3 separate regions of the Mus musculus genome follow, and all the other regions are linked to region 2. Evidence: chromatin loops called from intact Hi-C (ENCODE). Cell type or tissue: left cerebral cortex. All regions are shown on one strand. Links, peaks and the distances in the headings refer to the core of each region. The heading gives the core; the rest is flanking DNA.

Region 1 (7,958 bases), core at 1,690-6,689, 1.9 Mb after region 2:
TGATGCTGGGGAGGTAGTTGAGAGTTCTTCCTCTGGATCTTCAGGCAGCAGGGGTAAAAGAGTGACACTGGGCCTGGCTAAACATCCAAAAACTCAAAACCCACACCGTGTGACACACTTCCTCCAACAAGGCCACACCTTCCAGTAGTGCTACTGCCTATTAGCCTATGATGACTATTGTCATTCAGACCACCACAGACATATCTGGCAAAGATTCTTTCCAACTCTGAGTTATCTCTTGACTCCACTGATTGTTGCTAATGCTGTACAGAAAATATTCAGATTTATGTGGTTGTCATCTGTTAATGTTGGCATTTACTTGTGAGCAAATAAAGTATTCAGAAAATTTTTTACTAAATCTATACTTTGGAAAGTACAGGCTATATTTTCATCTAGACATTTCATAGTTTCATCCTTCTATTGAGTTTCACTGATCGATCAGAAATTGATTTGCATGCAGTGATATATATGTGTCTAATTTCATTTTTCTACATGTGTACATGCAGTTACCCAAGCTTATTGAAGATGGTGTTCTTCCTCCAATGTGTTTTTTTTTTATTTTGAAATTTTTGTCAAATATGAGATTGCTCTAGTTTTGTGCACTCATGCTTGGGAATTCTATTTGTTCTATTGCCTTTTGTTTCTATTTGGTACCAATGTAATTATATATTGCTATAACTCTGCAATACATCTAAAATATGAATTTTAGAATGGTTTATTTTTCTGTACGTATTATGAATATTTTATTTAAAATTGCATTGAATTTGTTAATTACTTATGGTAGGATGATCATTTTTACAATATTAATCATATAATCTGTGAGTATAGTAAGCCATTCCATTTGCTACTTCCTTCATGAAACTCTTCACAGACCTAACATTTTCACTGTAGAAGTCTTTTGTATTTATGTTTAGTCTTACATTTTCTTTAGAGGGAGATATTGTGAATGAAAGTATTTCCCTGATCTCTTTTTCAGCATGCTTGTTATTGGGATTGAGAAAAGCCACTGATCTTTGTCAATTGATTTTGTGTAATAAAACTTTTCTGAAAGTATTGATAATTTCTAGAAGTTTCATGGTCGAATGTTTGTGTTCACTGAAACATGATCTGCAGATAGGAACACTCTGATGTTTCTTACTTAAATTTAGTTTTCTAATATTGCTAATTTAGTTTTCTTATTTTGCTCTAGCTAGTGCTTAAACTACTATATCAAAAAGGAGTAGAGACAGAGACCAACCCTATCTTATTACTAATTTTAATGGCATTTCTTAAGTTGTTTCTGCATTTAAAAATGTTGGAAGTGTGACTTTTGTTTCATGTTTTGCTTCTCGTTAAATTATTTTATTTGACTTGAGAATATAATATTATTATTCCATTTTTTCTTTTCTTCCTTCCAAACTTTCCTACATACCCTTTTGTTCTTTTACAAATTCATGACCTCCCTCTTTCAATAATTGTTGTTACATATGTATATTTCAAAATATAACATTCTCACTTTGTAAAATTTTACTTGGTTGTATGTTTTAATGGCTGACCATTTGGTACGGGACAAATAATGGGTGTGTTTTTCCCTGGAGACAACTAATTCTCTCACTCTTTACAGCTCTGACCACCAATTCAAAAGAGGGCTTCTAGTGCCTAGTGTTGAATTTTTATGTTACTTAGGCTTTTCTCTAGGAGAAAATTTTTCTGCAATATATTTTTATCGTAACTACACCTCCAATAATTTGTGTATGATTCTTTCCACCATGTACTTATTGTGCTAGTTCTCTCAAAAACTCGCAAAATATTAAAACAAAACAAAAAAGCCAATAAGGCAAATAATACCAAAACATGGCAAAACAAAACGAAATGTCATTGAAGATAGAATCATATTTTGTTTTTGTTGTTGGTTGACTACACCAAGGCACTGGATATGGCCTGGAATGTGGTTGCTATCCAGTATCACTTTTCTAGAAAATGCTGGTTTTTTTCTTTACAAGTGGCTATCAATTACAAGAAGCTTTGAGTATGAGATGAGATTTTGTATAGACTTTTACTTTTCAGTGCTGCTACTTTGTCTGGTTAGAATTATTACCAGTCCTGTGCAGTCTGTCAGTCTTAGTAAGTAAATATGTCCATTAGCACTGTTGTCTTTGTAAAATGCTATTTACTTGGAGGCATCCACTTCATTTGGGTTTTACCTTTTTTGTATTTTGTTTTTCTTCCTCCTCTTCCACATAAATCCTTGAGCATGAGGTGAGCTGTGTGATGTAAGCATTCCATATGGAGATGAGTATACCAAACTGTCCATATATTGTCCACATGTGGGTTTTTGTGTTAATTCCAATCTACTTCAAGAAGGATCTTTGATGAAGGCTGCACAATCTACTGATTGAGTGAAATGCCATTAAAAGATATATATTTTGCTATGTTTTTCAGCAGAATAACAGAAGTGCAGTAGTGCATTTTCCATCATCCCCCATGACCTTTCTAGTCTAAGATGCTTGGTCAACTTAGAAATGTGACTTATGGGTTCCTTCTCACAGAATGAGACTTAAATCCACTCCTAAAGGGGTACTTTTCTTGTAAAGCATTTGTGCCATTATTTTAATCTCCCTGTTTCCTATGTGTCTGTATAATTTTTAAATCTCTACTTGACTTAAATTAAAGTGACTCTTTTTACTTTGAGATTTATTAAATTACTGGATCATAGATTTTAAAGTATTCAATTGTAATGTTATGAATATTTTTGATGTCTATTATACTGTGTATCCATCTATATCTGATTGTGTTTACTTAGGTTTTCTCTTTTTGTTTTGGTTAACTGAACTAAGTCCATCTCAATCTTGCTCTCAAATAACCAGCTACTAGTTTCACTGATAATTTTTCTTTTGTGAAATTTTCTTTGCTTCCATTTTTACTAATTTCTGCTCCAATTAGGATAATTTCTTCCCATCTAGTGGATTTTAGTCTGGATTGCGGTTGTTTTTACAAACATTTTAGTTGTGTGTAGACATTTACAGCTATAATTTTCTCATTTGAGACTGCTTTTAGTGTGTCCTAGAGGTTTTAGTTGCTGTACTTTTATTTTTATTTCAAAGAAATAATAGATCTACACAGCATCACTTGATAAATAATAATTTTCCTTTTCATTGATGACTTTGAATAGCCTATGGAGGCATACCAGATGCTGAGAATAACGGAGGAGGTATGTTCATCTTGGTAATAGAAAATGACTTATCAGGATAGATCTGAAAATCAGAGCCATATCTTATGAAATATCTCAAATAGGAAAATGCGGTTAAATGCTATATTTATATAGTAATTACTTAAAGTAAGTACACTTTCCTTATTCTTTGTCTATGTGCAAACTATAAATTTCACAAAGAAGTAATTTCAGAAGAAATGCAGCACATGAGAAGAAAGGGCATGCTTTTCAAAGTAGGAGAAAATAGGTGCTTTGTGTGAGCAGTGATAATTTTCTTCACTGGCAGATGCAACTGTAGTAGATGGATACAAAATATCATTCCCCGGGACTTCTAGCAGTTTTGCTTCTTTGGCCAAAATTGAAAAGTTTGACATATCATATATTACCAGAAATCTGTGGAAATCAAAACTATAGAGAAGGCTCTAACAAACAGAAAGGGGTGGGGACTACAGTCCCTGCTGCATTCGGGTCAGCCTTTTTCCCAAGGAGAGATAGAAGCAGCACTTCAAAAATAGCAATGAAAATGTTTAAGCTACACAGGGTGTTTGGGGAATATGGACTGTGAATGTCTAACAAGTTTCATACATCCCGAGGGCAAATGCATGAAAAAAAAAATCAATGCTTCATTTTCTAATATGTTTAGTAACTTTGGGGAAGTCGTTTTAAGAACAGGCACAAGTCATTTGCATAAGTAGCAGATTCTCACCACTATGTATAATAGAATGAGTGCCACAGTTCTGCCAAGAGGTCATTCTGAAGAGTGTTTAAAGGGCACAGCAGTGAGAGCTGCATATGTTAGCTTCTGTGAAGAGTAAAATTAGAACAACTCAATGCAAATCATCTGTATAGACCCTGGAAACCAATTATTGCAAATATATAAACATAAAACAACAATGCTTTCTTGTAAGTAGCAAATCTTCATTAAGTCTTTGGCATTGATTATATTCACATGATTCATTTCGAACTCTTCTTAGTAATGTGAATTTAATGCATAATTTCTGTATAATGACTTTTTTTAATTACCACATAATCATAGGGAGAAAAAAAGTATCTTCCATTTGGTCCATTTTGTGAGTCTAAGCAAATAAATCTATAATATAATTTATTCTGCTGGTTGCCTGGAAACCGTATTGTTGATATGACAACGCTGGCATATAAATGCAATCACCACTTTCTTTCATTTGCATGTAGAAGTCATATATTTCCCACATGACAGAAAATTTCTTTTCTTTTCCTTATGCTACAGTGACATCTACAGAATAGAATGAAGAAAAATTGAATGGGAAAAAAAACTTTCTTCCTTTATTTGGTAAAAATATGTTTATATACTCAAAAACCTAGCTTTAAAAATGTGTTGGAAATATTTTTACACCACAGAATCTTTTATATGTACCCTAAAAGTCTCAGAGAGCCTACTATAGTACACCTATAAATTGCTTCATGAAAAATATAACTCAAGTGTAATTTTTCAAGCATAGTTAGTCATAATTCCAAAAAAAAGAGTAACTTTCCTAACAATGATTTGCACTAGTAAAGGGTCAGGAACAGTCGATTATAAGCAACCATTTGTTTTCATAGCCTCCATTTGAAAGGAAATGTTCCAGTATGCACTTTGCCTTTTATCCTTACAAATGACTGTCTATTTTTAAATATATTCTTTTGTACTTTATCTTTGCTATTGAAAGAAAAATAGCCAACTCAGGTTTCTAACTCTAGATTTTGTGAACTTTCTATTTAGTAAACTATAAATGAACCAGTTCATTTTAATTTGAACAAATGTCAATCAACTCTCTGACTACAAATGTAGACAAGAAAGAAAAGAGATCTTTGTCTGATGTTGTAGTGTAGTGCCAGGGAAGGTTTGAATCCCCCAAAACAGACAGAGGCATATCTGATGCAATCACACTACAGCACTTTTATTCAAGCTAGTTTGGCCCCCGAGAGTACTGTTGTCATGCAGGATGGTTTTGGTGGTAGGGAGTCCTCATTATCTATAAAAGCAAGACTTTATAGTAAGCAGTATGGTAAGTATAGTGAGGATAGTAAGTGGGGGTGGGGTGAGTGTGCGAGCATCTAATTAGGAAGTTATTATGGCCTTTAACATAATTGGCTGGTGCTTGGAGTCATATCATAAACTTAATTTCTGCTTCTCTCTGCATTGGTGGTCTTTAGGCAGGGGGGCAGGCTTGTAACCTGAGGGTGTAGGTTTGTTGTGGGAATAACCTGGAGATTCAGGTCTTATTGGCAATAAGCCTAGAGACTGAAGTTAGGTTTGGATTTTGTTGGCTGGTAACTTATAAACTAATGCTAGGTAATGGCATGCTAGTTTACCTGAGTTCAAACTTAGGTCAGATTCTCTAGTTGGAGTCTGAACATCAAATATGTGGCCTCTCATCTATCATACATTTTCCCCTCTCTTATTAGAAAAAATCCTAAGCCTGATAAACAGCTTCAGTGAAGTAGCTGGATATAAAATTAACTCAAACAAGTCAATGGCCTTTCTGTACACAAAGGATAAACAGGCTGAGAATGAAATTAGGGAAACAACACCATTCTCAATAGTCACAAATAATATAAAATATCTTGGCGTGACTCTAACTAAGGAAGTGAAAGATCTGTATGATAAGAACTTCAAGTCTCTAAAGAAAGAAATTAAAGAAGATCTCAGAAGATGGAAAGATCTGCCATGCTCATGGATTGGCAGGATCAACATTGTAAAAATGGCTATCTTGCCAAAAGCAATCTACAGATTCAATGCAATCCCCATCAAAATTCCAACTCAATTCTGCAACGAATTAGAAAGGGCAATCGGCAGATTCATCTGGAATAACAAAAAACCGAGGATAGCAAAAACACTTCTCAAGGATAAAAGAACCTCTGGTGGAATCACCATGCCGGACCTAAAACTGTACTACAGAGCAATTGTGATAAAAACTGCATGGTACTGGTATAGTGACAGACAAGTAGACCAATGGAACAGAATTGAAGACCCAGAGATGAATCCACACACCTATGGTCACTTGATCTTTGACAAGGGAGCTAAAACCATCCAGTGGAAAAAAGACAGCATTTTCAACAAATGGTGCTGGCACAACTGGTGGTTATAATGTAGAAGAATGCGAATTGTTCCATTCCTATCTCCTTGGACTAAGGTCAAATCTAAGTGGATCAAAGAACTCCACATAAAACCAGAGACACTGAAACTTATAGAGGAGAAAGTGGGGGAAAACCTTGAAGATATGGGTACAGGGGAAAAATTCCTGAATAGAACAGCAATGGCTTGTGCTGTAAGATCAAGAATCAATAAATGGGACCTCATAAAATTGCAAAGCTTCTGCAAAGCAAAAGACACCGTCAATAAGACAAAAAGGCCACCAACAGATTGGGAAAGAATCTTTACCTATCCCAAATCGGATAGGGGACTAATATCCAATATATATAAAAACTCAAGAAGTTGGATTCCAGAAAATTAAATAACCCCATTAAAAAATGGGGCTCAGAGCTGAACAAATAATTCTCACCTGAGGAATACCGAAAGGCAGAGAAACACCTGAAAAAATGTTCAACATCCCTAATCATCAGGGAAATGCAAATCAAAACAACCCTGAGATTCCACTTCACTCCAGTTAGAATGGCTAAGATCAAAAACTCAGGTGACAGCAGATGCTGACGAGGATGTGGAGAAAGGGGAACACTCCTCCATTGTTGGTGGGATTGCAAGCTTGTACAACCGCTCTGGAAATCAGTCTGGCAGTTCCTCAGAAAATTGGACATAGTACTACCAGAGAATCCCGCAATACCTCTCCTGGGCATATATCCAGAAAATGTCACAACCGGTAAGAAGGACACATACTCCACTATGTTCATAGCAGCCTTGTTTATAATAGCCAGAAGCTGGAAAGAACCCAGATGCCCCTCAACAGAGGAACGGATACAGAAAATGTGGTACATTTACAAAATGGAATACTACTCAGCTATTTAAAAAGAATGAATTTATGAAATTCCTAGGCAAATGGATGGACCTGGAGGGCATCATCCTGAGTGAGGTAACCCAATCACAAAGGAACTCGCACAATATGTAATCACTGATAAGTGGATATTAGCATTAACACATTAGTACATATAACTTAGGATAGCCAAGATATAAGATACAACTTGCCAAACGCATGAAATTCAAGAAGAACGAAGACCACAGTGTGGACACTTTACCTTTCTTAGAAATGGGAACAAAACACCCATGGAAGGAGTTACAGAGACAAAATTTGGAGCTGTGATGAAAGGATGGACCATCTAGTGATTGCCATATGCAGGGATCCATCCCATAATCAGCTTCCAAATGCTGACACCATTGCATACACTAGCAAGATTTTGCTGAAAGTACCCAGATATAGCTCTCTCTTGTGAGACTATGCTGGGGCCTAGCAAACACAGAAGTGGATGATCACAGTCAGCTATTGGATGGGTCACACGGCCCCCAATGGAGGAGCTAGAGAAAGTACCCAAGGAGCTAAAGGGAACTGCAACCCTATAGGTGGAACAACAATATGAACTACCCAGTACCCCGGAGCTCTTGTCTCTAGCTGCATATGTATCAAAAGATGGCCTAGTCGGCCATCACTGCAAAGAGAGGCCCATTGGACTTGCAAACTTTATACCCCAGTACAGGGGAACGCCAGGGCTAAAAAGGGGGAGTGGGTGGGTAGGGGATTGGGGTGGTGGGTATGGGAGACCTTTGGGATAGCATTGAAAATGTAAATGAGAAAAATAC
Region 2 (7,958 bases), core at 981-5,980:
CTTTCCCCAGACTGTTCTACTTAGCTCTTAAATAATAGCAAGGAACCATGTGAGTCTTTGTGTAGATACTGTTTTTAACACATTCTTGACTGACTCCTCACAGGATTATCTTCATCTTTTCTGCAGAATCTACCCTTTTCTACTCAATAAAATATAACCAGTGTGAAAGGTTTTTGTACATATAATTAAAGACCCTGAAAGTTTTATTTTGGATTGCTTTTTTTTCCCTTTCAGATCTGGTTTAATGGGGCATATATTCGCAGATTGTATTTGTCTTCTTCCTCAAGGGAATATGTTTTCTTGGTGGCCTTGAAGAAACAAGCCAGCAAGAGTTCTAAAGCCCCAAGGAAATGAATTTTGTGACAGTTTTTTGGAACCTCCAAATCAACTATTCCTTAGTCAACCCTCTAGGTAAGAGCACAGTATATCTGACACCCAGACTAGACCTTGTAGGACTCTGAGAACAGAGAACATCTGAGGTAAATCGGGACACTATCTGGTATAGGGAAATTGAGATATGATAAATATATTTCGCCTAACACAGTAAGATTTTCTTTTGGTAGTTTGTTATATGACACCATAAATCTAATGCAGACCCTTATCCTAGTTTGTTAATAAAGATGGACATTTAGTAATCAGTTCTTTTGGCCTCATTATATGTCCCTTTGGCCCTTATACTTTCTTTAAAATTGACATTGTAAATTATGGAGTCCCACCCCTAAATAATGGGCTATTTATAGTTAATGTCTGCTTTGTTGCATTTTTTTCCAGGATTCAGTCTTTGAAAGAATACCCATGTACTTACCCAAACTCAGAAAGGGCAGGCATAAGTTTGGGAGGGAAAAATAGTTGGGATTGTAGGAGAAGAATTGAAGGAGAAAGAATGGGAGTAGAGTTGATCGAAATATCAAAATATTTTAAAAGAAGAAAAGAAATAACTTTGTCTTGTCTAAATATCAATTTAGAGATTTATATTTTCTCACTTTATGTTCCCTGATCTGAGTATAGTAAAAGCTTTCTTCTCTTCTTGAAGGACCAGAGGTATCCATAAGAACTCCTTTTGCTTTTTATTTTTATTGGTTATTTTATTTATTTGCATTTCAAATGTTATCCCCTTTTTCAGTTTCCCCTTCACAAGTCCCCTACCCTTTACTGCCCCCCTGCTTCTATGAGGATGCTTCCCCACCCACCCACTCCAGCCTTACCTGCCCTATACTGGGGAATGATCCTTCACAGCTCCAAGGGCCTCCCCTCCCATTGATGCCTGACAAGTCCAGGAGGAGATAGGTGAAAGACTGAAGGAGCTGAAGGCATTTGCAACCCCATAAAGAACAACAATATCAACCAACCAGAGCCCCCCCCCCCCCCCAGCTCCCATGGACTAAACCTCCGACAAAAGAGTATGCATGGAGGGACCCATACCTCCTGCTGCTTGTATAGCAGAACTTCTTTTTAGCCCACAGCCACCTCTTCTGAAAGAAACAACACCTCACACTCTGTCTTTCCAGGTTCTGTTGCAGACAAAGACAGACTAAATGTCTTTGGCTATGTGATTCAGAAGTAAACGTATCTTTTTAAGGTTCTCTTTACACAAAGAATATATAAGTTATTATTTTAACAGAATTACTCATCAAATTTGCAGAAATGTTTGCATAAACACTGACCATAGAAGCATCAAACATTAAAGAAAATGTTTTCTCTAAATTTATCTACATGCTTCTATTAAATGTTTAGATAAGATATTTTGATAAATATTAAATATATTTGTTTGTCTACTGTTTCTTTGCTAGTTACAAATTTCCAAAAGGTTCTGCTTACAGTGTTATGCTGAAACTCTGATTATCTCGGCTGTCTAAGAGTTTCCACACATCACTAGACTGTACAGCATAGAAGTCATGTAATTTAGGATATAATTAGCTAAGAAATTCTCATTCTTAATAGTTTATGTGTGAAGGGTATAGAGAGCAGACAACAGATGTTTAGATCTTACCACAACAAGTATTTTCTAAAGCCATCGCAAGCTCACCAAAAGTTATGGTTTTAAACATACTCATATAAAATTAAAAAGTATTTTAATTAAATATGTTAGGAAAAAACATTCAATCATAATATGAAATAAACAACTCAGTTGAAAGACCAATTAAGCAATTTCTACCTTTATTCTGATGTACATTTTTAATTCCTGCCTTAAATTGTGGTAATTAAGAATTTCTATTTCCCAAAAGAGCCTTGCGGAGTACAGAAGTTAACGATGATTCATAATTTTCAAGAAAAATACACTATCTCTATAGACAAATTTCTTGTTAAGTAGCTTCAATGCAAAAATGTAAAGGAAAAAAAGTACTCCTAAATTTTGATCTATGGTGGAATCTACCTGATAGGATCCTCAAAGAATGACTGATCCACTCTGCAGGCAATAGAGAAATATGCAGTAATCAGATTTCTACTAGACATTACAGTGGAAAAACTTCTAAATATTTGATTTACATAACAGTGCTTAAAACTTGATATTCTTTACTGGAAGAGCCTTTAAAGGGACACTGGAGATAATTGAAGACACCACTGTTGGAATTTGGAAATCTTATTACCCCTGGTCACAGGAACTAGGGGAAACCGCTTCTATCTTGTTACCATACTCATCTGGTTACTATGTTACATTTCTACTGGTAAGGTCTGTGACTGTTTTAAAGTAACAGCCCATTTTAACCTGCTTCTGTTCTCTGTGAAGGCACCAGATTTCTGTTTTGCAAAGCTGTCTTTGAGTTAAGTATCAAAGATGTGGAAATTTCTGGTAGCAGCCTGTGTGATGATTATTTTACTTTGAGATGGATCGCCAAGAAGTGGAAAATTAAATTGAACTCTTGTGGAATTTATGCATGTATGAAATAATTGTATTTTTATTTTATTGTAAAACATGAAAGCAATAAATTTTATAGAAATTCACAGGGATCTGAATGATACCCTCTATGAACGTTTCTGACGATCTCTTCTTCTCTCTCTCTCCTCTCTCTCCTGTCTCTCTCCTCTTTCTCTCCTCTCTCTCCATCCTCTCGCTCATCCTTTTCATCCTCTCTCCCCCTCCCTTCTTTCTTTTTCTAGCTCCCTCTCTCTTCCTTTTTCCCTCTTCCTTCCCCAGTCCCTTGCTCCCTCCCTCTCTCTCACCCTCTCTCCGCCTCTTCCTCTCTCCTTCCCTCCATCTCTTTTATCCTCCTTTTATGTCTTTCTGCTTTTTTTTTCTGTTTCTTATCAGCGAAGTGTGTAAATAAAGCAGTATGCTGCCTATTTAACAAAGAATTTGCTGACATTTCTTGTTCCACCCATAGCTGTTAAAAATTCGCTGTAGTTTCGTGGAGCAGCCTCCAGATGGCGAGCTAGAGTGCATTCTCAGCCCAGAGAGTGGCCAGTTGCCCGCCGCTGAGAATGAAGCTCAGAGCATTTGGGCTTAAGCCGGTTCAGCTCAGAGGTGGGTTTCGGAAGTCTGTGGCGGACCACCGCAGCAAGTCATCACTCAGCGTACAAGCCTTTCCATTTCTGAAAATATAAAGAACTTAAGCATGCGGCGTTCGGAGTGTAGATTGCTTTGAGGTATTTCAAAGCAGCGCTGATCATGGGCAGAGGAGCTGATATGTGCAACAGAAACTACTCACTGGAACTCTTCTGGGTATGAACTGGTCTGATGATCCTTTGTGTGTCAACTGTTCTGTGTCCTGAATTGTGCCTATATGTAGATATTCATTTCATTGTGACTAAGATAATGGGAGCTTGTCGGGGATCACATTGTTTCTTTCTTTTCTTTCTTTCTTTCTTTTTTTTTTTTTTTTCTAAAGAGTGATACAATGGAAGCTTTACAAAAAAAGTGTCTATTGAGGAAAATAAGACGTAAATTATAGCCTAAGTTACACATAATAATGATGCTAAAATATTTTACTAAATATTTCCTTTTTAGAAAAAGAAAGAAACTCAAATTGTTTTGCTGTAGTTTTTGTCCAGGTACTACTTTTAAGAGACAATAGAAAGGAATGTTTCACTATTATGGATCGAACATTGAAATAGTTCTATGTACAGGTGTGAACGTAGCCACACCTGTAAATCCTCAATGTTTTCATAGCTGCACTCCAAAAGGGGCACTGTGTACCTGTGAAAACACCAGGACTAAATGTATACATGCATGTACATTTTGTATGGTGTAATGTTCTCTGAGATGTGTTCTGTTTTGTATGCAAACTAACATATGGGTTCCAAATGCAAAGATGACATTGCACAGTCTCTGCACATGGCTGGACATTTGTGACTTCTCACCTTATTTATGCCTAGATAACTTAGAAAGCCCGTCAAACATTGATTGTAAGTTAATTGGAAATGACAAGGATATACTTGTTTTGCTGTTGTACTTTAAATTGCCCGTGTTTCATCCAGCTCTGCCTTTAGTTTTCTGTGCTTTAACATTCTGAGAAAAGATTGCTTTTATGGTCCGAATGCAAATTATTGTATGAGGTGACTAAATTGGCACAAGGTGCATAGTCTTATAAATATGGATGCTTTCCATCCAGGGTTGTATGTGATGTTCCTGGTAGTTTTAACAGGAGAGTTATGACTGTGAGTTTACGTGACAAACAAACCAGAAAAGTGAAACACGCAAAGGTTCAGAAATACGTGTTAACAAGTGAGGCTGGAATTACTTATTATCGTTACTCTAACTTTGAGTCAGAGCACACTTACCCTCCTACAAATTCCTTGAGAAGCTTACCCATGGAGTAGCAACTGAATTTCCCACTCTGCCATTAAAAACAAAGAAACAACAAACATCATCACCCTTTGATCTTAGAGATATAACACACACAAGAATGCCTAAGATGCTCTGACAAGTTAGAGACTTTTGAGACCCTGCCCTCAAAGGGTTGCCAGTGAAGTCGCTAAGTTGGGCATGTTCAAGAATAGGAGTGCACAGTAAAATCCAAACAAAAACCAAATGCTAATACAAAGTGGACAAACCTGAGGTGTATAAAATTGGAGTACAGTAAGATACCTGGGCTGGGGAAACTAGTAAAGATTTCTGATAAGTAGTCTTCCTGTCAAAAAATCTGTGGGAAACACTCTTGGGGAGTTGTGAAATGCCAGAAAAACAATTCATGCAGGCATTCACATGATGTTGAGTACTTCTCTTTCAGGCCAGTGGTGACCTGGAACTAGGTGGTGGAGTGAATGTCACAAGCTTCTGCACAGTTTGCTCATTCATTTACTCCCACTACAGTAAACATAAATATTCAGTAGCCTTACAATGGCTTAATGTGCTGCATAGCAAGCAGTAAGAACTGGAAGGAAGGTTCAGGCAATTATAGGCTTCTCTTCATCATACCAAGACATACTTTCGAAGGAGTTTTATTGTTTTTGAATGGATTTACTCATGGGTTGGAAATTGTTTGTAAAAGTTTATCTCTACCAATGAGAGAAAAAAGTAAAGCATCAATGTTGAAATGGAGATACCATAAGAACTCTTTCATTACTCTGTATTCTTTTCTTTCTTTCTTTTTTTTTTACTGAGTCAAAGAATTGATTTATTTTTTTATTAGACATTTTCTTTATATACATTTTAAATTTTATCCCAAAATTCCCCTATACCCTCCCTCTGCCCTGCTCTCCTACCCACCCACTCCCACTTCTTGGCCCTGGCTTTTCCCGTACTGGGGCATATAAAGTTTGCAATACCAAGGGGCCTCTCTTCCCAGTGATGGCCGACTAGGCCATCTTCTGCTACATATGCAGCTAGAGACACGAGCTCTGGGGGTATTGGTTACTTCATGTTGTTGTTCAAGTTATGAAACAAATGGATTTAAATTACTCTGTATTCTTGATGCTCGCACATGAAATATGTCCTCCAACATCCAACTTCAATATCTTGGAGTTATTGTTTTATTAAAACCAAGTCATGATTCAAGTGGTTCCAAACAGGTTCCTGGAATTGCCACAACGGACTTGGAATTTTATTCCATTTACACTTTATTTGTTTTTACTAGTTTAACCCTCAGTTTTTAAAATGTTGTGAGGATAATCACAAACTGCGATGATTCGGGGATAATTTACCAGTTCATCCCCATATATCTACTAAAGCCATAGTTTGATATGAGATAAAGGCAGAGAAGCAAGTGGAGAACTGCAGGAAGACTTTGTATCCCAAAATGTACGTCCCTACGTATGAGAACACTTCAATATATTGGCCCGCCAATGACTTTGAGTAGAATGAACGCTCTACTCTTCCGTCTAACTCCTCTGTTATAAAGTGATCAGTGGAGAGACCTTTAGCTCGCTGCTTCCATGGTATTCTGGGAGGTTGAACTTCATGACTGTGATAACAGCCCCTGTTCTCAAGAGGCATTTCCTTTTCTTCTGCTTCGTATTAATGATATCTGTGTTTTGTATGGACACAGTCATAAGTATGAGAAAACTAGGTAATAGTTTTGTTAATATAAATATAGGTTATATTACTTGAGATGATGATACTAAATAAGGAGTAAGTGCAATTTACACATGGGAATACTTTAACAATGAGAAATGAATGCATATCATATGCTATGTAGAAATGCCTAATACCCATCAATGCTGAGACAACAACCATATATATATATATATATATATATATATATATATATATATATATATATGCACCTGGAGATGGCCCCATTACACAAGAGAGAATTTCTCTCTACAAAGATGATTTATATGTCTTAACTTACTTTCCCTGACTCATCTAAAAATGCACAGGAGTGGAATTTCTAAGTTTAAGACCTGAGTGCCAGTGGACTTTTATAAATGCCAATCAAATCAAGTAAAGAATTTCGGTCTCACTCTGAGCTAATCTGCGTAGAGTCAGGCTTTTTCTTCCATCAGTGTCAATATGACAAATTTCCACAATGACTCAGGTTTCCATCTTGCTGGACCTGCCATTCACGCCTTATCCTTAGCTGCTCGAGGTGAGGTAGGAAGACATTCGAGCTTGCTTGAGTCACACACCTGACTCTCACTCAGCCCTGGGCACAGCATGGCTTGGAGACTAATACACAAGGAAAGCTGCATTGTGCTGGGTATTCATTTGGGGAGAAAGGCGATGCATTGTATGTATATTGTATGCTTTCTGCACAGTGCTTGGAGTAAAACAATACACACTTTTTTATTTGTATAATATAATCACATTGAAAAGATTCTTTGATTATTTTATTTTATTTTTATTAGATATTTTCTTCATTTACATTTCAAATGCTATCCCCAAAGCCCCCTATACCCTCCCCCTGCCCTGCTCCCCAAACCACCCACTCCAGTTTCCTGGCCCTGAAGTTCCCCTGTACTGGGCCATATGATCTTTGCAAGACCAAGGGCCTCTCCATCCATTGATGGCCAACTAGGCCATCCTCTGCTACATATGCAACTAGAGACACAGCTCTGGGGGTTACTGATTAGAAGTCTGTTTCAGAAGATCATATTATTTTTCTATAAACTAGCATTCGGAAGAAGTATGGTGTTCTCTAACACAATTGAGATCTTGTTTGATATTGAAAAGTGCACAAAACAAAAATAAACAAAGCAAGCACACGAGCGGTGATAGTTTCCCTGCTCCTGGCTCTGACACTGTAGTCCTCTTTCACCATGACAGAGAGTCCTGCTTCTCTCCGTGTGCATCCAAAGGTCACAATTTTCTGCATTCTGTGTTACTGAATCACTTTAACGTGATTTTCCTTTAGCCTCTCTAGCCGTGCTATAAACTCCATAAAGGCAGAAAGCAAAGTCTGTGCTTCTTTTGGCTCTGCCTGATGTGTACAGCCACAGAAGTTGGCTGAGTTTTTGAAAATCGAATAAAGATAAAATCCTTACTTTTTATACAAATTAAAATACGTCCGTATAATCAAACCTCAGTAGGTTCTAATGGACAGAGTGGAAATCACACCAGTGACTGTGTTTGGTGATTT
Region 3 (7,958 bases), core at 1,690-6,689, 340 kb after region 2:
CTTCCATGTTCACGGAGGAGGCATAATTGATACTATGGAATTATTATACTACCCAATATAGTCTACAGTAATCCTAGAATTACTATGGAATCATTAAGACTCTTCTTCACCAAAATGAAGAAATAAACAAAAATCTTAAAGAGAAAGTGGAATTTTGGAGACAATAATACTACAATCATTAATCTTCAGAGCCATAGTGACAAAGACAGTGCAATAAAACAAGTGTGCATATCCAGGAGATAGAATAGAATGTCTTAACATACAGCTGTTTGAACAAATAATACTGTAAAAACTGGATTAAAATAAATTCTTATCTCTCACTCTGATGGTTTGAGTAGGAATAGCCTCCATATATTTAAATGCTTGCTCATTAGGGACTGGCACTACTTGATGAGAATTAGGTGGTGTGGCTTTTTTGAAATTTTTTCACTGAGGTTAGCATTTAGGGTTCCAAATACTCAAACCTGGCCCAATGTTTTTTTTTTACTTCCTACTGCCTGTTGGTTCAAAATGTAGATTTCTTTTTTTTTTTTTTAAAGATTTATTTATTTATTATATATAAGTACACTGTAGCTGTCTTCAGACACACCAGAAGAGGGCGTCAGATCTCGTTACGGATGGTTGTGAGCCACCATGTGGTTGCTGGGATTTGAACTCCGGACCTTTGGAAGAGCAGTCGGGTGCTCTTACCCACTGAGCCATCTCACCAGCCCCAAAATGTAGATTTCTAAGCAACTCTAGCACCATGTCTGTCCATGTGACACCATGCTCTCCACCATGCTGATAGTGGAATAAACTTCTGAATCTATAAACCTGCCCCCATGTAAATGTTTTCCTTTATAACAGTTGCTGTGGACCAATTTTGGGTCAAAAGTTTTGTACTTGGGCTGGTGCCCCAATCGGTCTGCTCCATGGAGCTTGAATACACTGTAGCTGTTTTTAGATACACCAGTAGAGAGCATGAGATCCTATTACAGATAATTGTTAGCCACAATTCAGTTGCTGGGAATTGAACTCAAGACCTCTGAAAGAACAGTGGATGCTCTTAACTACTGAGCCATCTCTCCTGCCTCATGAAAAAAAATCTTTAACAACTATATAACAGTCTGGAGAATAACATCTGACTATATAAAGAACTACAAAACCTTAACATCAAAACAAATAAGTCACGCAATAAGTGACTCATTATTTCAATTTATTTATCCATTTATCTATTTATCCATTATCTATTTATCTATTATCTATTTATCTATTTTAAGTCTATTTTATCTATGTATCTATTTATGTATCTATTTATCTATTATTTATTTATTTATTTAAAATAGTTCTTGATGAAACACAAGTAGTTAAAAAATATTTGAAAACTTATTCAACCTATCATTATTAGGCAGGAAATTTCAAATTAAGGCTAATTTCTGATGGCATCTCCCCCTGGGGGAAATGATAAACACCAAGAAAGGATAAAAAACAAGTGTTGTTAAGAAAGAACTGAACAGGATTTTAGTTGCTGGTGGAAATATAAACTAGTGAAACCATTAAATCCTGTGTGGAATTTTCTCTTAAAGCTAAAAATAAATCTACTAGTTGACCCACTCTATCACTCCTGAGAAAGTACACAAAGCTTTACTGTACAGACACTTGCATACCCATATTTAAGGTTGCTCTATTTACAATAGCAAAAGATTAGAATGAGTTTCAGTACTGTGAACTGAATACTAGACTTTTAAAAACTGTGTTACATGTACACAATGGAATTTTATTAAGTAGTAAGGGAAAATGAAATCATGAGATTTGCAGAAGAAAATTTAAGAATGTGAGAATCATTATGTTAAGTGAAATGACCCAGACTCAGAAAGGCAAAGCTTGAATATTTTGTTTTTTACTTAGCTCTTAGCCTTAAATCTTTCCTGCTGTATTCTCTTTCCTCCCCCATATGCTTGAGTATTGGAGCACATGTGAAGCATATACTTCACATGTGCTCCAATTTATGTGTGTATGTGTATGTGTGTATGTGTGTATATTTATGTAACTAAGGAGAGTATTTCTTGACACAAACAAACAAACAAACAAAAAATAACCATGACAAATTTTGAGCTCTTAATACAAGAAGAGGAGGCAGAAATAAAAAGACAGACATAAAGGTAGAGTTAGGACCCAAAAAGGATGAAGGGATGAAGGACTGTAATGAAAGAGTGAGACACATAAGGGGATTTGTAATAATAATGAATAAGCATTTGTAGAAATGCCTATATTGAAACCCATTATTTTCAGGCTAAATTAAAACTTAATACATCTATAAAAATTAGAGGAATTTCCAAAATCAATGTTAAACCATTTGTATTAAATAGAATATATATATAGTTATATATATATATATATATATATATATATATATATAATTTATATATAGTTATATAAAGTAGAATTATATTAAATTATGTTAAAATGTAATTATTTTATTATATTAAATTGCAGAAAATATATTAAATTGGAATATATGTTTTTCAAAGATATTCTTAATATATTTATTGCAGCACATTTAAAAATAAAAACATACAGGCAAAACTCTTACATGTAACATGACTATAAGATAAAACTGACATTTGCCTAATTAGTCTGAAAAAAATAATGCATCCTTGTATTAGAAATATCCATTGTAAATTATTAAGAATTAAATTTCATCATCCATTATTGGTATCAAAACACTTTGGAGAAATTTTCAATACTTAATATACTTTTAAGTCTGATATGTTTGTACTTCATCTCATGAATCTTATAAAAAGACATAAATTTGAGCCTTAAAATGAAAGTTATTTCTGATCACCTTGTAAAACAGATTAGCCATATTTTCTTATCCCTCTGGTAAAAAGTACTGAACCAGCAAAGTTAAAAAAAAAATTGCTTGCTCTAGGAGGTATTTATTTTTTGGAAGATAAGACTAAATCATCTACTACAGCTCTTTAATCAAAATTGACCTCTTATTTATTAATTTCCCTTATAAAGCAATGTCTTCAAGTAGCCCTAGCAATGAAAAGCAAACCCCTTAACCTTGCACAGTCCAGAAGAATTTTTCTCCTCTGACAAGTCTTTCTTTAAGTATATTCATTACAGATACCAAAACCTGGCAGAACCCATGATCTATACTTACAATAGAGTTGAAACTAAGGGGCTACAACCCTCACCACTCTAGAACAAGCAGCAGTGTTGAGAATGATTGTATCCTCTGGGGGTGGACTATAACAGATTTAGTAATAGGACTGTAACCTGTACATCAGTGATAGGTTAATATATTATAAAACCCAACGAACACTAAAAGTCACTTTCCCGGGGCAATACCAAAGAATGGTGCCTATAGACCTAGCAACCAGAATCAGTGACTGGATGGAGTGAGATTCTGTTTTTCTTTTATGTTAGATTGGCAGCAGTTGTCTCACAGAACAGGATTGTCCCGTTGATCCCATTCCTGGGATATATTGCTCCCACTGGGTGGTGAGCCTGGTGTGATTTGGCACTTTGGCTCTGGTAGCTATCGGAATGCCAATGCTATCACTTGCTCATACTTTACTAACATCATAGATTAAATCACTCATAGTTTTCTTTGGAGAAGGAAATAGACAAAATTCATTACAGGAGAGCCCAGGGCTAATCTTTCCAAGTGTTGAACAGGCACTCAGCATCTGCTCACTGCTCGTGACCGTGGAGATGCTTGCTCTGACCGAAGGCAAAGGTCTGTGGGAGGCAGGCTCTACCCCTTTGAAGCTACCCTTGCCCATCCTGAATAACATACTAACAGATCTGGAATAAACCTGGACTTGGGGCACCCTCTGTTGATGAAACAGTGACAACACATTAAGCCAAGGCTTCTGAGAAATCTCCATGAAAGTCATCTCACACTAAAACTCCAGCCGTGGTCACAAGGCTAGGAACAAGAAGCTTTGTTAGAATTTCTGAAAGAAAGGACAGAAAGTGATATTTGAAAGTTCTGAATCACTAACAAAACCTTTACACAGAGACACCATCACATTCACATGCTTTGATGGCTATAACATGAAACGTTTGTGACATTATGTATAGCTTCCATCTAAAACGCTTAAGAATTGAGGAATATTGACAGATCTAACAAAATTGATGTATTCCTCTCTGAGATCTCTAATATTAAGCAATGACTGGATAACGAAGTTCACTGAGTATTAGCCAGAGAGCAATTGAGCCAGTAAGCATAATTCTTCATATTTCATTTTTTGCTTGAATTCCTATCATGACTTCCCTGAAAGACAGATTTTAACCAGAAAGTATGAGCAGAGATAAGGACTCTTCTCCCTTAAGTTGCTTTTGGTCATGGTGTTTATCATGGAAATAGATAGCAAACTAGAAGAAGGAATAAGGACTGATAGGAGGATGTAGGTCACTGGTGTGTATGTGTTACTGGACACTGTATCTTGCTGCAGCTCCTCCCTGTATTTCTTTCTCTTTGCTTCCTGACTGGCCTCATATAAACTATTACTCTCTGATTATAAGCTGCCATTGAGTGGCTAACTGTCCTTTGTTTCATGCTCTTACTACCAAGACCATGTGTCAAGAGACAATGGACTGATCCTCCTGAATCTAAACAAATCAAGAGACTTATTCCTTTTAAGTTGCTTTTTTGAAGGCATTTTGGTACAGTTACCCAAAAGTAACTAAAGATTTATAGCAAGCATCAAGAAATTTCAATAACTAATGACCATGGACAAAATAAGCATGGAACTATAAAGTTTACAGGTATTGTTTTAAGAAAAGAATGTAAAATATTTATTTAAGCAAACCCAATAATCTATTAGAAAATACAGATTAAACAATTCAGCACTTTATCAAAAAAATAAAGTAATTTTAAAAGTCAAATGAATGCAAAATGAAAATTAAATTAAGCCAAATTTAAAAAAAAGTGTGACAGAGGTCGTCGCTGACAGAAAAGATGAGCTGTGGGAAAGATCTGTAAGCTTGAAGATTAACTACTAGTATGGTTATGAGGAAGGAATAAAAATGAATACAGAACTCCCATGACAACATTAGGCTACTATTAAGGGAATACATATATGTTCGAAACACATAAATATAAGATACTTAAAGTCTTGGGAATCTCCCATCTCCCAGGTTTCTGGTACATTCTAGAGGTTCATCCCAATCTCCTACCTCCTGAGGTTGACTGTTTCCATTCATTCTGCTGGCCCTCAGGGCTTCAGTCATTTTTTTTTCCACTCAGTAGCAGATCATGTTCCTCTCTTCCCCACTACCATCCCCATCCCCTTTCCCTCCCAGGTCCCTCCCTCCATCTGCACTTGTGATTGCTTTCTTCTCGCTCCCAAGTGGGATTGAGGTATCCTCACTTGGGTCCTTCAGCTTGTTAATCTTTATGAATTCTGTGGACTGTATCTTGAGTATTCTGTACTTTTTTTTCCCTTTTTTGCGGGGGTAAGGTGGGGTGTTGTCATGTCCACTAACTAGTAAGTACATAACATGCATGTCTTTTTGGTTCTGAGTTCCTCACATAGGATGATATTTTCTAGTTACATCCATTTGCCTGCAAAACTTAGGATATCCTCATTCTTTTTTTTTCTTTTTTTTCTTTTTAATTTATTTTATTTTTTTCATATCTTTTTTTTTAATTAGGTATTTTCCTCCTTTACATTTTCAATGCTATCCCAAAAGTCCCCCATACCCACCCCACCCCCAATCCCCTACCCACCCACTCCCCCTTTTTGGCCCTGGCGTTCCCCTGTACTAGGGCATATAAAGTTTGCAAGTCCAATGGGTCTCTCTTTGCAGTGATGGCCTACTAGGCCATCTTTTGATACATATGCAGCTAGAGACAAGAGCTCCTGGGTACTGGTTAGTTCATATTGTTGTTCCACCTATAAGGAGCAGTTCCCTTTAGCTCCTTGGGTAATTTCTCTAGCTCCTCCATTGGGGGCCGTGTGACCCATCCAATAGCTGACTGTGATCATCCACTTCTGTGTTTGCTAGACCACGGCATAGTCTCACAAGAGACAGCTATATCTGGGTCCTTTCAGCAAAATATTGCTAGTGTATGCAATGGTGTAAGCATTTGGAAGCTGATTATGGGATGGATCCCTGCATATGGCAAGCACTAGATGGTCCATCCTTTCCTCACAGCTCCAAATTTTGTCTCTGTAACTCCTTCCATGGGTGTTTTGTTCCCATTTCTAAGAAGGGGCAAAGTGTCCACACTTTGGTCTTCATTCTTCTTGAATTTCATGCCTTTAGCAAATTGTATCTTTTATCTTGGGTATCCTAAGTTTCTGGGCTAATATCCACTTATCTGTGAGTACATATTGTGTGAGTTCCTTTTTGATTGGGTTACCTCACTCAGGATGATGCCCTCCAGGTCCATCCATTTGCCTAGGAATTTCATAAAATCATTTTTTAATAGCTGAGTAGTATTCCATTATGTAAATGTACCACATTTTCTGTATCCATTCCTCTGTTGAGGGACATCTGGGTTCTTTCCAGCTTCTGGCTATTATAAATAAGGCTGCTATGAACATAGTGGAGCGTGTGTCCTTATTACCAGTTGGAATATCTTCTGGATATATGCCGAGGAGAGGTATTGCCGGATCCTCCAGTAGTACTATGTCCAATTTTCTGAGGAACCGCCAGACTGATTTCCAGAGTGGTTGTACAAGCTTGCAATCCCACCAACAATGGAGGAGTGTTCCTCTTTCTCCACATCCTCGCCAGCATCTGCTGTCACCTGAATTTTCGATCTTAGCCATTCTGACTGGTGTGAAGTGGAATCTCAGGTTTGTTTTGATTTGCATTTCCCTGATGATTAAAGATGTTGAACATTTTTTCAGGTGCTTCTCAGTCATTCGGTATTCCTCAGGTGAGAATTCTTTGTTCACCTCTGAGCCCCATTTTTTAATGGGGTTATTTGATTTTCTGGAGTCCACCTTCTTGAATTCTTTATGTATATTGGATATTAGTCCCCTATCTGATTTGGGATAGGTAAAGATCCTTTCCCAATCTGTTGGTGGCCTTTTTGTCTTATTGACGGTGTCTTTTGCTTTGCAGAAGCTTTGCAATTTTATGAGGTCCCATTTATTGATTCTCGATCTTACAGCACAAGCCATTGCTGTTCTATTCAGGAATTTTTTCCCTGTACCCATCTTCGAGGCTTTTCCCTACTTTCTCCTCTATAAGTTTCAGTGTCTCTGGTTTTATGTGGAGTTCCTAAATCCAATTAGATTTGACCTTAGAAAAGGAGATAGGAATGGATCAAATCCCATGATAACCACCAGTTGTGCCAGCACCATTTGTTGAAAATGCTGTCTTTTAGGTGCTTCTCAGCCATTTGAGATTCCTCTGTTATGAATTCTCGATTTAGTTCTATACCCCAATTTTTGTTTGGGTTGTTTGGTTTCTTGGTGGTTAGCGTCTTGAGTTCTTTACAAAATTTGGATATTGGCCCTTTATAGGATGTGGAATTAGTGAAGAATTTTTCCCAATCTGTAGGTTGCATATTTGTCTTATTGGCTATGTCTTTTGCCTTACAGAAGCTTTCCAGTTTCATGAGGTCCCATTTTTCAAGTTTTGATCTTAGAGTGTTTACCACTGGAGTTCTGTCTAGAAAATTTCCCCATGTGACAATAAGTTCAAGGCTCATTCCCACTTTCTCTTCTATTAGATTCAGTGTGTCTGGTTTTATGTTAAGGTCCTTGCCCTACATGGACTTAAGCTTTCTGTAAGGTGACAAATATGTGTCTATTTTCATCTTTCTACATATCAACAACCACTTAGACCAGCACCAGCACCATTTGTTGAAGTTTTTTTTTTTTTTTTCCATTGTATTTGTTTGGTTTCCTGGTCAAAGATCAAGTGTCTTTAAGTGTGTGGTTTTATTTCTGGGTCTTCAATTCTATTCCATTGATCAACGTGTCTATCTCTTTACCAATACAATG

Evidence for each region. A loop is a pair of places that touch in the nucleus more often than their neighbours do. Peaks named below come from ENCODE experiments on the same cell type or tissue, not always from the same donor. Only the 100,000 strongest peaks of a DNase experiment are listed, where the experiment ranks them.
Region 1: it touches region 2 in a loop (4-fold over the local background); 4 of 42 quality-filtered maps call a loop at or near these places.
Region 3: it touches region 2 in a loop (10-fold over the local background); 11 of 42 quality-filtered maps call a loop at or near these places.

What each region holds. Positions count from the first base shown.
Region 1 is chr3:74,917,016-74,924,973 of GRCm38, forward strand. No RefSeq gene overlaps it. Among named protein-coding and RNA genes, the nearest start is that of Zbbx, 220 kb to the right of the region's middle. In left cerebral cortex, for the core only: a CTCF peak has its summit at 4,456; DNase peaks (open chromatin) are centred at 3,600 and 4,334.
Region 2 is chr3:73,062,922-73,070,879 of GRCm38, forward strand. It overlaps Gm20754 (predicted gene, 20754), which reads left to right and starts at 3,430. Exons shown (of 5, transcript NR_040557.1): 1 at 3,430-3,661. In left cerebral cortex, for the core only: a CTCF peak has its summit at 3,354 (motif pointing right); a DNase peak (open chromatin) is centred at 3,393; H3K4me3 peaks cover 1,708 bases; H3K27ac peaks cover 864 bases.
Region 3 is chr3:73,397,773-73,405,730 of GRCm38, forward strand. All of the region lies in intron 2 of Gm20754 (predicted gene, 20754), which reads left to right. The region is part of intron 2 of 4930509J09Rik (RIKEN cDNA 4930509J09 gene); the gene reads right to left. Among named protein-coding and RNA genes, the nearest start is that of 4930509J09Rik, 80 kb to the right of the region's middle. In left cerebral cortex, for the core only: a CTCF peak has its summit at 3,833; a DNase peak (open chromatin) is centred at 3,818.